Regions from separate parts of the Mus musculus genome. Here region 2 is linked to region 1. The links are chromatin loops, found by intact Hi-C in ENCODE. Cell type or tissue: heart. All regions are shown on one strand.

Evidence for each region. Hi-C counts contacts between places; a loop is a spot of excess contacts. Peaks named below come from ENCODE experiments on the same cell type or tissue, not always from the same donor. Only the 100,000 strongest peaks of a DNase experiment are listed, where the experiment ranks them.
Region 2: a loop joins it to region 1, with 4 times the contacts of the local background. A loop is called at or near these places in 13 of 42 quality-filtered maps.

Annotation. Positions count from the first base shown.
Region 1 is chr11:35,118,517-35,121,016 of GRCm38, reverse strand. No RefSeq gene overlaps it. Among named protein-coding and RNA genes, the nearest start is that of Slit3, 1.7 kb to the left of the region's middle. In heart, CTCF peaks have their summits at 86 and 1,425 (motif pointing left); DNase peaks (open chromatin) are centred at 16 and 1,396; H3K4me3 peaks cover 402 bases; H3K27ac peaks cover 872 bases.
Region 2 is chr11:34,880,230-34,882,729 of GRCm38, reverse strand. No RefSeq gene overlaps it. Among named protein-coding and RNA genes, the nearest start is that of Gm25799, 18 kb to the left of the region's middle. In heart, a CTCF peak has its summit at 1,029; no DNase peak of the experiment used is centred here.

The DNA of each region.
Region 1 (2,500 bases):
CTGCGCTGAGCGTCACGTCGACTAAGTTGGGAACTTTGCTGGAGCAACCAAGAGCCTGTAGGGAGGAGGCAGCAGGGGAGCTAGAGAGACCCAACTGGGAAGGAAAGGGACTTGGCCAGCCCGGGCCGCCAGGAAAGAAACATTGAAATTCATTTATTCTTGGGAGCCAAGAACTGATAAACCTCGTGGCTTCATTTTTTTTTTTTAATTCAGTCACCGAGCTGGATACAGAATACCCACATGGGAGCATCAGAAACTAGGCTTCATGTTTTAGGTGAAAGAGTCAAAGTTGGACTAAGTGAAATGATTATCCGAGACCATACAGCTACTAGGCATTCTGTACCCTGACACATTTATCCGTGGAAACTTTGCCCCTACCCTAATTAGTGTTCACAGCTAAGGCCAACAACTATTTCCTAGAGGACTTACAGATTAGAGAACACTACACAGACACACAGTCACAGTCAGTCAGTCAGTCAGTCAGTCAGTCTGTCTGTCTATCTCTCTGTCTCTCTCTCTCTCTGTAGTAAATGTAAGAACTTGGACCCCGGTATTGACACCATCACTTCATCTGCTTCCTGTCTAGGGGACTAAGGGGCAATCATGTCACCTGCGGACCTTTATTTCCTTATTTCAAGGTGCCACCGTTCTGACAGACTTCCCTTGCACATCAAAGAAAAGAACGTGATTTTATAAAATAGTGCAGTAGCATGCAAGGGACCTATTCCCCATCCCCCTCCTCCCCAGCCTTGCCTTCATTCTGCCAGTGCCTGCTCTAAATTGGCTGGTCTGAGCTTTTCCAGATGCCGGTGGGGAAGGGCCATGTTACAGGCTCCATACATACTTGTAGGAATGATGTTGTTTGTTTGTTTGAAGGGAAGGGGCAGGAACTGGAGGAAATATTGCCCAGACTTCCTTGAGATCCTCTTGTACTGGAAAGGTCTGAAATAGCCTTGGTTTTACACACACACACACACACACACACACACACACACACACACACACTACACCCCCCCACACCCCTATACTCTTAACTATAAAACACATGCACTTTCACACACAAAAAATATGCAGTCACATACAGAGAAGAACATGTATGTTCACATACCACTAACCACTATGCGCCTGAGAACTCTCTTTTCCCTCATATGAATGCTACTCAGATTCTTCTATTTTCCTTAAAGGAAACTTTTAGCTACTTGACTACACACTGTAAATATATAGCTGAGGTGCAAATTTTATTTTATTATAGCTAGCATATTTTCAGAGACTTAGCTCTAAGGACTCAATTGCCCCCCAGCTCCCCCCCCCCACCCCCACACACTTATACCCCAACCCCAGCACACACGTGAGATTCAGTTCTCTGCTGTTATTCTTGGGAACTGTTTCTGCCCAGCTGCTGCCGCCATCGCCCTCTGGTGGCCAGAAAAGAGCTAGGCTCTGCTTCCGATGGTGACTTCAGCATTAAAGAACTCCAAACATGCCTTTGCCTCAGTCCTCCAAAGCTTTCCTACAAACCTTGAACCAATTTAGTACCAGGGCTGAGGCAGATGAGAGAGGACCGGGCAAGGTCCCAAGGGCACAAAAGCATCTCAGACTGTCTGGAACAGCAAAGAGCGGGGTTGTCTTTGTTTGCTGAAATGCATGCATACTAAAAGCATGCTCTGCAGCCCTGCAGCCTGGACCTGGGTGGGTTCTCTGAGCACAGTGGTAAGCCTCTGTGTTTCTATTTAAGCTGCATGGGAGTTTGAGAGCCTACTGGATCTTTAAATGACTTCTCGGGCATTGAAATATGCTACTTCCTCAGAGAAGGCCCCTAAAACAGACCACAGATCATGGGAGTTCTTCAGAATCAGTCATCTTTAAGTACTGGGCAAGTGAAATAGACATGCGTACACAGACGAGCAGGGTGCACAGAGACCTGCATTTCTTGGGCAGAGACACCCTTAGAAATCACCTAATCTGGGTGTTTTACATCCACTGTCTTCTGGCAATGGCTGGGTCTAACATGTGTCTTCTTAGGGGACAGGGTTTCCCCAGCAACGACTAGGGTGTTCTTTACTCTGCCCCTTCTTGGAGATTCGCTGCAGGTTTGCTGACTTTAGTTTTCCAGTTAACTCCTTCTGGTGCTCACAAAAAGCTTTCCTGGAATGTAAGCTCAGAATCTCAAATACAAAACGCACCTCTTGTCTCTTCCTAAGGAGAAAAGAGAATCAGAGAGGTAGGCTTCCGTGCAAAGTTACCCAGCTAATTAGTGAGAGGTTGTGGAGCAGGGCCCATGGTTGCATTTCAGCCTCTGCCTACCTCTGAGGCATCTTCACAATGTGTCAGTCTCCTCGCGAAAGAATTCGCCAGCCTCGCTGCTGAAGTCTGGGTAAGTCATTAGGGGTCAAGCTGTTGGGTAGAATTTTCTATGCCCATATGCCAAAGATAACTTTTCATTCTGTGGAACGATTTTCGGTGTTCTGCAAACGCCTCCTTAGCCAACTTTTTAAAAAAA
Region 2 (2,500 bases), 240 kb after region 1:
AAGAAGAAGGGTTACGTTACAGAAAGGTGGAGAAATGCCGAGTTAAGTCTCAGTCCTGTCTGAGTCCAATGGGAAGGAAGCTGAGAAGAGCTGGAAGAGACAGAGAGCACCTTCTGCCTCTTACCCTTCAAGTTGATATAATCCAGCCAGAAGCTCCCCACAATGAAGTCTGGGGAACAGAGTTTGCAGACCCCTGATCCCAGAGTTGGGTTCGATCATTCTGAGGCACAAGGTCACTGAGTCAAATGGACAGATGGAGTTTCTGACTCATCTACTGCTGTACTGACAGCCACAGACCAGGCAATTTGCACGTTGAAGAAACTTCTTACAGTTCTAGAGGCAGAGAAGGCAAAGATCTTGGCATTGATGTTTGACGCGCCTTCAGGTGAGAGACTGTAATGTGGTAGAGAACATCAAATGGAAAGAGAACACACACAAAAAGAACTTGCTCTGTAACAAAGCCAATCTTCAAGAACTAATCCACCCCAAATAATGGCTTTAATGCATCCAGGACAATACAGTCCTCATGAGAGAATCACCTCTAACAGTGTGACAATGGCAACTCAGTTCCAACACCCATCTGGAAGGCCAAGCCACAGTACCACCCGATTTAGATTAGTTTCCTTTCACACTCTTCTGCCACAGTTAGATTCTAGTAAGTTTACTGTGTGCATGCTATAAACTCACCTCTTCTTGTCTGTCAATTTTATTGCTCATTTTCCTAAGGCCCTGCTTGTAGCATGCAGCTAATGAAGATGTTGAATGATAGACGTGTCTTTTGATACTGGTGGGATGTCCTCTGATTATTAGCCCTCTTAATGGCTCCTAAGAAGAAAGTTAGAGAAAATGTAGAGGAATCTCGAGTAAACTTTGCTGTAGCTGATCCTGCAAATGCACCAGTTGAGCGGTTTTAGGGATGTCTATCCCTGGCTGTGTCTCCTAACGTACTATCTGAATGTACTATTGGAAACTGTTATTGTAGCTAGAGCTATGCTAGCATAGCTTAAGAGTGACATCCAGTGGTCTGTTGAGGTGAGCCAGCATAGAGAACGGTTTAGCAACCTCAGACTCTACTTTGTTTGGGTTATAGACAAACCCTTTTACATCCTATCTTTATTCTAATAATGCAGCTGAGAGTCTAGCTTCTTTGCCTGCACATACCATGCGCCAATACTCCTCCTTGATCCATGCACCTAGTGACCTTGGGTCCTCACCTGTACATTCTACTTCGAACAAGGGAATTAATTTTTCCCTACCCTAGTACCCTGGATAGATTCTACTTAAACATATTCCCAGTTATGTCCCAGTACAAAAATCTGGAGTGAAATCCAGTCTAAATTGGCTTGTGGTATATATACAACAAGGCAAAATTGCCCTAACATGAGTTTTATTTATTTATTTATTTATTTAGGCAGAATCTCCTATGCCTCTGAAGAATTGGGTGCAGATATGATTAAAATCAGATGCATCATGGGTAGGGACGTGTATAGCAGAAAAAAAGACTTTATGCCTAACCTGTCAATAAAAACAGAGAACCACCTTCTCCATGTCCCTTATCACCCAAGTTCCTCCTCCCATTTGTGAAGTCCTTAAAATGAAACTCCAAATAATAACTGGAGTTCCTGAGTGTCTTCATTCTCATGACCCATTGCCCTCTTGCAGGATATTCAGACCTATTCTAGAGCTTTGCTTTGAATAAAGTTTTCTAGATACACTTGCCATGTGTGTGGGCTTTTTATTTGAACTCCTTGAATAAGAAGCCCCAAACTTCAAAACACCTGACCCTGACCACAACCCCAGCAACAAATCATAACTTAGTCACATCTGTAATACATATAGAAATCTAATCCCTTCCCAATTGTTAACGTAAATAGAGAGGAACATAATATAGGAGAGCCCGAACATTAAATCATTAGGCTTACTTTAGGAAATTATCAAAGCCATGTTGCCTGGTTGTGGGTGATCTCGTATTTCAGTTCATGGGTCTGTTTTTCTCTTTTAAACAAAAGCCTTTCCTCGTTCTGGTGATGAGCTAGTGGGCACAGAGGGAAAGTGGAGGGGAAGTATACTCACCACCATGCCCCCCAGTGCAGATGCAGAAGGGAAGTGAGATCCACAGGGCTAGTCTAGGAGAAGTAGACAGCCCTAGACCTGGTTCTCATCACCAGAAGTTCAATTATTTATGGCTCAAGAGAGTGTGGAAAATCTGCCTAGACACAGGTTTGAAATAATATATGAGTGCTCACCTGAGATGAGAGCCCATCTGTGTAGGGGTCCATGTAGAGTTGAGTGAGTCTTTGTGTATGGTCCCCAGAGAGGCAGCTAGCTAGCTACTCTACAAAGATTCCCAGACAGCAGCTAAGGCCAGGGAGCGTGAGTGCAGAGGAATATCAGCCTCGTGATGGTCCTGCATTCAACAATATGCTTCAGAATGCTCACGGTGGTTATCCCAGGTAGACTGGGGAGTCGGGTCCATTCTATTATAGACACAGTCTCAAAA